2 separate regions of the Mus musculus genome follow, and region 2 is linked to region 1. Evidence: chromatin contacts called from ENCODE Hi-C or POLR2A ChIA-PET data. All regions are on one chromosome and are shown on one strand. The core of a region is the stretch at or near the end of the contact, and the rest is flanking DNA. Distances in the headings are between cores, read along the strand shown.

Region 1 (5,503 bases), core at 2,160-4,659:
AAGCGCTGGGATTAAAGGCATGCACCACCACTGCCTAGCATGGCCTCAGTCTTTCAACAATCCTCCTGCCTCAGCTTTCCAAGTGCTAGGATTACAGGAGTAAACCATTACACCTGGCTGCCGCTTTTAATTTTGATCTGATTGGTGACATGATTTCTTCCCAGCTGCTCGATTTCTGGGGGGACCTGGCTGGGGCCAGGAGGGGCTGAGAAGGATCTTTCTGTGCCTGCAGTGACCTCGAGAAGTCAGTGGAGAAGATCCAGAGAGACGTGGCCCATAACCACCGGCTAGTGCCGGGTCCTGAGTTGGAAGAGAAGGCGCTGGTGCTGAAGCAGCTTGGGGAGACGCTGACGGAGCTCAAGGGTGAGCCTGCCCTGGCGAGGCTGACCTAAGTGTTGGGGGTGTCCCTGCTGTGCCCCAGTTCCTCAGTCTGCCTACCCAGCCAGCTTACTCCCCCTCCCCTCTCAGCTCATTTCCCAGGCCTGCAGAGTAAGATGCGGGTGGTGCTGCGCGTGGAGGTGGAGGCAGTGAAGTTCCTGAAGGAGGAACCTCAACGCCTTGACGGGCTCCTCAAGCGCTGCCGGGGGGTCACTGACACGCTGGCCCAGATCCGAAGGTCACTCTCTACTTGATCTTTAGTTTCCCATGGGATTACACACTGGGCCCAGACCCCTTATCCTGACTCCTCGGCAGAGATCACTGTGTGCCAGCTAGCTCTGCCCTTCACTTCGGACCTGTGACCCCTGCATGCCTTGGCTTCCCCTCACATACCTCTTTGGGCTCCCCCATCTCTCCTGCAAGTTCCCAGAGCCTCCCTGATGCCTGCAGGTTCAGTTCCCCTCCTGGGGCTACCACTGCTCACTAGCTGCTCCTCACTCTCCCAACCCTAGGCAAGTGGATGAGGGTATGTGGCCCCCCCCCAACAACCTCCTGAACCAGTCCCCCAAGAAGGTGGCAGCTGAAACCGACTTCAGCAAAGGCTTGGATTTTGAAATACCACCCCCGAGTCCTCCACTGAATCTTCACGAGCTGAGTGGACCTGCCGAAGGCACCCCTCTCACCCCAAAGAGCACTAACCCCACCAAAGGCCTGGATGCTTCCAGCAAGAGAAACACGGACAAAGCTGTGTCTGTTGAGGTGATGGGCCAGGGCGGGGCATGAGCTAGGCTCACAGTTCTTGCTGTCACTTGGAATGTCAGGTACTGAAGGAGCACGTGGGCTCTTTTCCTTAGGAGGAGGATCTGAGAAATATTGGTGACATGTACCCTTCTCAATAGAAAGTATACTGTAAAGCTAAACTAACTAAAGCAATATGGTGCTTGCATAAACATAAGCTGGGTGGTCAGTGAAACAATAGAATGTCCAGAAATAAACCCAATAATGTTGTATCTGATTGGGAGTGGCCTCTCTAAGATACAGGGACAAGTGTGTAGCACCCTAGGAGGGGCCAAGTCTCGTGTAAAGTTCTCTTCTTGTTCTTAGCACTAGTGGCTGGAGGAGGGGCTGATGCCAGGAGCTCAGGGGTTCCTGAGCCAGAGTCCTGACCTCAGCTCTGCTTTCCTTCTCAAGGCTGCGGAGAGAGACTGGGAAGAGAAGCGGGCAGCCCTGACCCAGTACAGCGCCAAGGACATCAACCGGCTGCTGGAAGAGACCCAGGCTGAGCTGCTCAAGGCTATCCCTGACCTGGACTGTGCCAGCAAGACCCACCCAGGCCCTGCTCCCACTCCAGACCACAAGCCCCCTAAGGCACCCCATGGTCAGAAGGCAGCTCCCCGGACAGAGCCCAGTGGGAGAAGAGGATCAGGTATGGGGATAAAGTCCTAGAGGTGAAGGAGCCCCATCCTCAGAGCTTGGCTTAGGGGGGAAGCACTGGAGAGCGATTGCCATGGTAGCCACACTGCCAGAGAATGGGGTGCTAGCCATTAGTAGTCATTGAAGGGACAGGACACAGAATGACAGGGTAAGCTGGGGTCCGTCCAGTTTTCTCCCCTCTGCTCCTGGGAGGCTCATGCAGGGGACAAGAGTGCATCCAAGCCCAACCTGCCTGAGGGAGAGGAAGGATGCTCTGAGGGCAGTATATTGCTGGCCACCATGACAGGGCTGTGACCTCCCAAGCCTGCCAGTGGCGGGAGGCAACATCTGAAAGAGAGGTACTACATCAGTGCTGCCAGCAGCCCTGACCATGAAGAGTGCTTCAGGGAGCTCAGAATTTTTATTTTCGTGTGTGTGTGTGTGTGTGTGTGTGTGTGTGTGTGTTGTGTCCACGTGTATGTCTGTGCACCACGTATGTGCCTGGTGCCTAAGCAGGCCTGAGAGTGTCACATCCCCTAGAAGAGGAGTTACTGATAGCTGTGAGCCGCCATGTGGGTGGTGGGACTCAAGCCTGGGTCTGGGAGAACAGCCAGTGTGCTCATTTCCGGCGCCACCACGTCAGCCCCTGGATTTTCTTTTTATTTAAAATGTTTGTAATTATCTTATTTGTTTGTGCGTGTGTGCGTGTGGATGGAAGTGCCTACGTGACAGGGGATAACTTGTGGAAATTAATTTTTCTCCTTCCACTGTGGATCCTGGGATCAAATTCAGGTCATCAGGTTTGCACAGCCGGCCTCTTTAACCTCTGAGTCATTTCTACTGGGCGTGTGAATTTGCCGGTGAGACAGGCGCTGACTACATGATGCCTACCGAGTGTCGAGTGTCAGTCTTTCCTAATGATTTTGCATCAGTTGCAGAAGGCAGACACAATCATTTCCTCTTTACAGAGAGGACAGACTTCAAATGGTTATAGAATCTGTCCCAGGCCACATTTCATATGTCCCTAGAACAAAGGGGCTAAGTGCATCTCCTTCCTGTGCCACGCTGGGACTGTACACTCTCAGAAAGGAGGAGAGTGCTTTTCCACTGGAGCATTAAACATGAGCAGGCACTTCCCAGCCAGTGAGCTGCACCTTCCCACGGCAGCATGCCTGGCAGGGAGCACAGGGGAGGTATGGCTTTGGCTGAGCAGGGTTCATGATGGCTCTTAAAACAGAACAAGGTTGAGAGGTTGTGGAAGGTGCTGGACTAGGAACTTGGACTGTTTGGGTTGGTGGAAAGCCACAGAGAATCAAAGGCAAGGGTGTTATGGCTTGAGTGACCTTTCCATGGGTTGCCATGGAAACCAGGCTGGAGGAAGGCAGGGCCAAGAGCAGGACAGGCTCCTCAGAGAAAGGAGGGAGCTCAGAGTCTGGTGGGGCTGAGGAGCAGCTGTGCCCATGAGAATGGCACAGAGTCCCTGCCCAGGCTGGGTCAGCAGCTCCAAGTAAAGGGTCCCCAAGGTGCCTCTGTGTTCCAGGCTCACAGTCAGCACTGAGCGGCTGAGGGCTATTGGAGGAAGAGGGGCTGGGTGTGCCGCTGGCAGGCATGGGGAAATGGAAAGGAATGGGTTCTGCCTTCCTCCCCGCCCTGACCTGAGCTGTCCTCTTGGTCATTTCTGGAGGAGTGAGCACTTGTGGACACTGTGGTGATGGGTTCCTGGGGATCCCCACTGTTTGCAGATGAGCTCACAGTGCCCCGATACCGCACAGAGAAGCCCTCCAAGTCACCCCCGCCACCCCCTCCCCGCCGGAGCTTCCCTTCCTCCCATGGCCTGACCACAACACGCACTGGAGAAGTGGTGGTCACCAGTAAGAAAGACTCAGTCTTCATCAAGGTACAGCTTTCAATTGGCGGGGTTTGGGGGGGACGGGCTTGAGGTGACCTCTGAGAGGGTGGGAGTCAGCCAGGGCAACCCAACTTGAGTTCCAGCTTGTGTGTTGTTCTGACCCCACAGCAGGCTCCGGCAGGGTCAGGGGTGGGTCTCCCTGGCAGGGTGGCACTGCTGGAGGAGGGAGGGGCCTGGGCTTGATAGGCGCCTGGCTTTGCAGAAGGCTGAGTCCGAGGAGCTAGAGGTCCAGAAGCCCCAGGTGAAGCTGCGCCGTGCTGTGTCTGAGGTGGTCCGCCCCGCATCCACGCCGCCCATTATGGCCTCTGCCATCAAGGACGAGGACGACGAGGAGAGGATCATTGCTGAGCTGGAGGTGGGTCACGGCGTGACTGAACACAACCTCTGCCAGGCCAAGTTCCCGGCCAAGCCTTTGTTAGCCCAGGACCCTTTTTCTTAGCTTCTATTTCTTCTCCACTGTGAAGTGGGAAGCGAGTCTAAAACTCGTCCTGGTAGGTTTGAATTTTCATTATATAGTCTCAGATTCTCCCGGGGACCCCCTAAGACTCAGGGACCCCCTAAGACTCACTATACTCTGAAAGCCCCAGACTTGCACGATGTTACTGAGACCCCACCCACCCACCCAGGCAGTCTTCAGCATAGCTCATGCTCCAAACCCCTCAAGCCTCAGTACTCTGAGGTTAGAATCCTGGAGACACTCATGCCAGAGGGCTCAGGCTCTTGCATTAGTACAAGCCACAGCCTATAGGATTCCCATAGATCTTTACCCTGTGCCAAAGTCCCTGCACGTCAGGGTCCTTTGGAGGAGAGATTCAGGATGCAGCAGGTCAGTGACCGTGGTGAGATGCCAAGGTGTGACTGGAACCCATGGCCATTCTGGATCACTGTTGCCTAGGCACTCGGCTAGCACCTGGGTCCTCCAAACCTGCCCCTGCCTTCTGCTCCCCAGGTGTTTGAAAGGAGTTCAGTATCTTCCCTTCCCCCCACGCCCCGCCGCCAGCCGATCCCCACCTTGCTGTCCCCCCAGGACATGGGGTCCCCTGGGGGCTCAGCTCTGGGCTCCCCACGGAAGGTAACGGGCCTCTCTGCACCTCTCTCTGCCTGTTCCTCCACAGCCTCCTTTCCGCATCTCTCACGCTAACCCGCTAACACGCCACCCCACGCCAGCCCCTCCGCTACAGCCCCAGCTTCACGCCCCGTGGACTCTCACCCTCCTGCACACGCCAAGGGCAGCCCACAACTGCACAATCTGTTCCCTCCTCGAGGTTTCCGGTGTGGGGGGTCCTTCCTTGGAAACTGCAACCTGGGTATTTGGTGTGACCTGGGAGTTCTCTTACAGGCCAGCTTCTGTCTGGCTCTTGAGTGTTTTGCTCCCATTAACAGCCTGGGTTTAGGCTGGATCCAAAGCCTGTGAGTTGTCTTGGGGCCAAGATGGGAATTTGGATCTTGTTCAGGAACCGCCGTAGGGTCCGGCTCAACCTGACCTTGTCTCGAGAGCTTGCCTGATACTTGCCTTCTCTACCCTGCTCTGCTGCACACGCCAGGGACGGGGCTCGGGGCTCGGCCTCTCCCACTGGGGAGTCAGGGACAGACCAGGGAGATGGCTTTCCTAAACCTCTCCCTGCCCTGTGGCCATTCTTGCCTCCGCCGCGCTGCTGCGGTCAGGGAGCTTGGAATGAGAGAAGCCATGGCCTTCCCTGGCTGCTGGTTTTCTCTTTCAGCATTGGGGTGTTCTTCTAACTTCAGCCTTTGCTGCTGTCCTGCTGCGCTTATTTCCTTGTGGGAATGTGGGGGGTGGGCCTG
Region 2 (5,019 bases), core at 270-2,769, 36 kb before region 1:
TGCAGCAGAGCTGTTGGGGCTGGGCTGAAGCTAGGGTGGGGTGGGGTAGTACCACCGGGTCACACAGGTGTGGTGACAGGTGCGTGTGCTCCTGGTTGACGGCCTAGTGGGGTCTCTGTCTTGCAGATTCTGCCTCTTTCCACATCTGCTGCTCAGGTGCAGCGCCCCTAGGTACACATGCCTGAGGAGAGGGGACTCTGGCAGTCTCTAAGTTGGAGGCTTGGTTACTCCCTCCCTCCCTTCCTTCCTCCGTCCCCCACCCCTCCTTCCCTCCCTCCTTCCCTCTCTTCCCTTCCCCCCTCTTCTCTCTCCCTCTCCCTGGGGTGATGCTTTCCTCTCTGGCTGCCTCTCCAAGGAGATGAGGAGCTGACAGGACACCTTCCCTGGGCTCATGAGCTATGTCGGTGCCATGCAAGCAGGAGCTTGCTTGTTAGCTTGTTAACACTGTTCCGTGTGGGCCCACGCCAGGGCGGTTCCAGCCTTTCCAGTCCCCACTTCAGACGGAGGGTGACTGCTCCTTCCCCTCATGTCCACCTCCCCCTTTCCAGGGAAGCCAATTAGTCAAGTCTTCATTAGAAGTGAAAATGCAGAGAAAAGCCTACAGCCCCAATCTGACAGCTAGCAAGCGGCAGTGAGGCCAGGCGTAGATGGAGCGAGCGCACAGCCTCCACTCATGCCACACCGTGGCCCCAAGTCCGTGTGCAGGGCACAGCTTGAGCGCCTGTCTGGGGGAAGCTTTTCTTTCTGGTTTTTTGAACAGAGGACTGAGATCTGCCGAGATGCCTGACCTCCACAAGGTCATATGCCAGGCATTGGCAGAGCTGGGTTTGAGCAGAGCTTTCTTAGCTGCAGATTCAGTGATTTTTGGTAATGCCACAGCTTTGCCTGCTGTGTGTGGGAGGGAGGAACATGGACTAGAGGGAGGGCTGCGTGTTTGAGATTTTGATTTGTGGCTCATTTGGAAATGGGAATCATGGCTGAGTGTGCGCTAGGGTTGTGGTGAGGTAATCTTGAATTCCATATGTGAACCCCTCCCGGGCTAGGCTGGGGAGCTGGGGTCAGGCTACGCTGTGACCCCCTAGCTTGTGTCTTTGGACCTGGGTGCTGCTGTGTGGTGTGATTTGAGTGAATTTGTTAGCTCTCATGCCCTGGGGCCCAAGCCTGGGAGGGGCTCTCCTGGGGGTTGCTGTCTTGGAAGTGTGGAGGTAGGATGAAGATGTCCTTATCCCCAAAGGCCCAGCACACTTGGGCTCTGCCTCTTCTGCCTTGGCTCCTGACCTCTGCCTCAGTTTCCCTTCAGTGAAAGACATTTGGAAAATAACAGCGCCTTGGCAATTTTTCTTTTTGTTTTTTTTTGGACACTGATAGGATCTGCAGAAAAGCATCCTTACGGGGGCTTTATCCCTCCCTGTCTAGGAGGTAGGAGCTGAGTAGGGTCACACATACCAGGATTATTGAGCCCCGTGTGTTGGGCTAGGTGAACCAGTAGGCTTGCCTGTGAGCCAGGAGTACAGGATGGATGTAGCGCCCCCTGTCAGGCTCAGTGTGGCTGACTCTTCCCAGATCCTCAGTCCCCTCTGGTGGCCATCAGTCCCCTCAGCTTCTAGGCCTGTTCCTCAGGACCACCCAGTGTGGGTAGCTGGCACCTCATGGAATAAAAGGCTTCTTAGTTAAGAGTGGAGACAAAGGGCCCACCCTGAAGAGACCCTTACAGCCCCGGGGAGACTCCTATCACTTGGGGGTAGATAAGGCCTAAATGCAGAGGAAGACTGTGCCCTGCCTGCCCCCTGGGGAATGCCCAGCTGGAGGCTGTTTGGAATTGAGGTGGGCAAGCATCATGCTGTACTCAGACTGCTCCCACTCTGGGCTCATGATGGAGGACCCAGAGCACTAGCTGAGGTGGCCGAACCATCCTTTTTAGTGTCTCCTACCCAGGAAGCATACACCGAATGGCAAACAGAAACTCCCGCAGGGAGCTGGGGAGGCCTAGGCCCCACCCCACTGCTCCTTGTCGGCAGGTGAACTCTCCCTCCCCACCCTGAGGAGGTCCTTTAATTGGATTCAACTCGTTTAACCAACTAAGTGGCCTTTGGTGGGTTTTAAATCTTCGCAAATTGGTTTGTGTTTTTCTGCCTGTGCAGGGATGTGAATGGCAGGGCCCAGTGCCGTCCTCTCCTCCCCTTGGCTTCTTCTGGTGTCTTCCACCTCTTGGTCCATCCAAGTCTGAGTGCCCAGCTTCCTAGCAAAGAACAAGAGCACAGGGACACAGGGAACAGTCTCCTCCCTGTCCCTATCCCCAGAAGGGAACACGCCCACCGTTCAGCCTTCCTTAGTTGGCCCTCCTATTCCCGGGCTGTCCCAGGAGGACAGTCTGGCCTGAAGCTCTCCCGATGTGACCCTGTAGACAATTGAATGGATAAGGGAAGGCTGCCGGCTCCGTCAGCATCTGACAGACTCTTGTTTTGCCCACCTTGGTTTCTGTGTCTGTAGAGCCCAGGAAGCTGAGTCCACCATGGCGAAGCTAGACTCTGTGTGACCTCCTCTGTCTGTCATGGATCAAAGCTGGACTTCCCTGGGGACCCAGTAATGATAGTTTGCTGTCACTTTACTGCCTCTGGAAGTCAGCGTTATTGTCTAACCACCTCTACCGTGTTTTTAGCTCCTTTCCCTCCGAGATCTCTCTCTTGTGGGATCCCCTTCTCCCTCCTCCTTGCCCTCCCTCTAACCCAGATGAGGTTCTGTAAAGGCAGCCTGACTTCCAGAGCAGGGCTGGGTTGGCCAAGCATAGAGAGTTTCGGGGTGCAGGTATGGAGGTCCCTGCCTGAGAGATGGGTGGGAACTCTTGTTTCAATCTTCTGTCAAGCTTGCTTCCCCCCCCACCCCCCACCCCGTCTCTGAGGCTCTTGTTAGAGTGACAGGGAGACTCAACAGGGCGCTGGGCATTAGCAATTTAGGGGGATATTACACAGGAATGTTTACAGAAAGGCAATTGCCTGGAAAATGACTTTGGTGGCTGTGGTATGGGGCGGAAAAGCTGGTTCTAGAAAACAGATACAGATGGGCTTCTGCCTCAGGACCCACAGACAGACAGCATGGTGAGGGGCAGAGGGCCCGTAGGCCACAGCACAGACCTCCCTGGGCAAGCAAGGATGGGCCTGGCTCTCAGAACCTTGGCATTTAAGAAGCAGATCTGGGCCTCTGACCTTTGTCCTCTGGCCTCTAGCTTCAAACTCATCATGCTTTCAGACTGAAGTGGGAGCCAGCCAAATGAAGTTGTCAGGCAGTATTGACTGTGGCAGCGCCTCAGGGCTGCTCCTGGGTGACTTGGGCACCTCTTGCTCTGGCTATAGAGGGGACACCAAGAGTTCTGTTGCTTGCCCGTGTGTGTGTGTGTGTGTGTGTGTGTGTGTGTGTGTGTGTGTGTGTGTGTTTATGAGGAGGGTACTGTGGAGTCTGAAGCAGGCCCTCTCCCTTTCTTGAAATATCTGTCACCCTCCCCCTTTGCCCTGACTGGTGGGGACAAGAGTTGCTGTCCAGCCCTCCCTTTTTTGCTCTAGCTACATTCAGGACCCCGCTTCTGTCAGACCATGGACTGAGAACACGTGTGTCAGCCCCTTTTTCTGAGACAGGGACCTTGGTGTCCATGCAAAAGGAGCTGGCTATCTCAGAGGTTCTCCGAGTCCTTCTCTGTCACTTTCTGTCACTGTAGCTCTGATCTCCTCTCCATTTTTCTCTCCTTTGCCCCCTCCCACATTCTCTTCTGAAGATGATGTCATGCTCCAGCGCTGCCCAGCAACAGGCAGGGGGGTGGAGGTGCGGGGATGACGATGACAGGGACGGACACAGAGTAGATGGAGACATCAGGGTGGGGATGAGAGTGAGGACTTTCCAAGATGGTGTCACTGAGATGCTGGGATCTTAATTCTTCTAATGAGCTACAGTTATTTCATGTAAGAGAATTCAGTGGTGTGTAAAAATAAATCAGGCCCATAAATAAACTGGGGGGTGGGGTTTGGGAGCCTCTGAATAAGTAACAATGTTTCTATGAAGCACCTGCTCATGTGTCACAGCCAGCCACTGGGGGGCGCCCACTGCTTCCCATCACCCCAGTAGGGCCACCTTCCCCTCCCCCAAGACCCAGGCAGAGCTGAGGTGACAGAGGTCCCCTTCTGCTTCTCCGGTCCCCATGCTTCCTTTTCTTAGTCCCTGGCATCTGCCCGATGACCTCCACTTTCCCCTTTAAGAATCTTAAGAGCCCAGTGTGGCAGGGCATGCCTGTAAAACAGTGCTCTGAGTCTGAGGCCAACCTGGGCTGCACCGTGTGTTTAAGGCTAGTCTCTGCTACATGTGGAACGGGTGCCTCTAAAAAATCCAAAAGGGGGATCCCCCACAGCGCATCCCAGCCCTTCTTGCCCACCTGCCTCTGCTCTCCTCTCTATCCCTAGCCTAAACCCAGCTGAATCAGGAGCACCATTGATTGGGTCACTGGGCCTGAAGCCTGCTGCCAGCCTTAAACTGCACAGTTCAGAGAAGGTCAGGGCAGCCTGTGGACTGCTGATAGTGGGAGCTGGCTGAAGGGACAGGGAACCAACATGCCCAGCCGGGTCATAGGCTCAGTTTCTCACTGCTCCTTGGGGACAGGGTTTGGAGATTAACACCCTTGTTTTACAGATTAGACCCCTGATTCATCAGGGAAGGGCCTGCTTGGCTGAGTCCCTGGGGGTGGGAGGAGGGGGAACCGATTCAATCTAAGTGAGAATGGCTTGGCCGCCGTCTAAATTCAGGGGCCCTGGCTCTAAAGGGTTAAGGGACTGGGATGTAGCTTAGTTGGTGGTGTGCTTTATCCTCAGCACTGCATTAATCAGGCATGGGGGTTCATTTCTGTCATCTCAGCACTGAAGTGGAGAGGATCAAGGCTATCCATGGCTAGCTACATAGTTTTGAGACTAGTGGTTGTGTGTGTGTGTGTGTGTGTGTGTGTGTGTGTGTGTGTGACAGAGAAATAGAAAGAGAGAAATC

The links. Hi-C counts contacts between places; a loop is a spot of excess contacts on that map. ChIA-PET counts read pairs that join two places held with the same protein, here RNA polymerase II (POLR2A).
Region 2: a loop to region 1 is called in a map of adrenal gland, with 2.3 times the contacts of the local background. The contact joins two enhancer-like sites. A Hi-C loop is called at or near these places in 11 of 37 maps with a recorded cell type or tissue (CH12.LX, adrenal gland, gastrocnemius and 2 more). POLR2A ChIA-PET finds 5 or more read pairs at or near these places in 4 of 5 experiments (Patski and embryonic stem cell).

What each region holds. Positions count from the first base shown.
Region 1 is chr11:97,521,642-97,527,144 of GRCm38, reverse strand. Srcin1 (SRC kinase signaling inhibitor 1) reads left to right here. Exons shown (of 20, transcript NM_018873.2): 13 at 233-363; 14 at 469-616; 15 at 891-1,137; 16 at 1,570-1,804; 17 at 3,534-3,688; 18 at 3,903-4,055. Among named protein-coding and RNA genes, the nearest start is that of 4933428G20Rik, 24 kb to the right of the region's middle. Within about 2 kb of position 3,409, at least 1 of the 3 ENCODE cell types and tissues checked has a DNase peak (open chromatin) inside an H3K27ac peak, as active enhancers do.
Region 2 is chr11:97,556,282-97,561,300 of GRCm38, reverse strand. The region is part of intron 1 of Srcin1 (SRC kinase signaling inhibitor 1); the gene reads left to right. Among named protein-coding and RNA genes, the nearest start is that of Srcin1, 16 kb to the left of the region's middle. Within about 2 kb of position 1,519, at least 1 of the 3 ENCODE cell types and tissues checked has a DNase peak (open chromatin) inside an H3K27ac peak, as active enhancers do.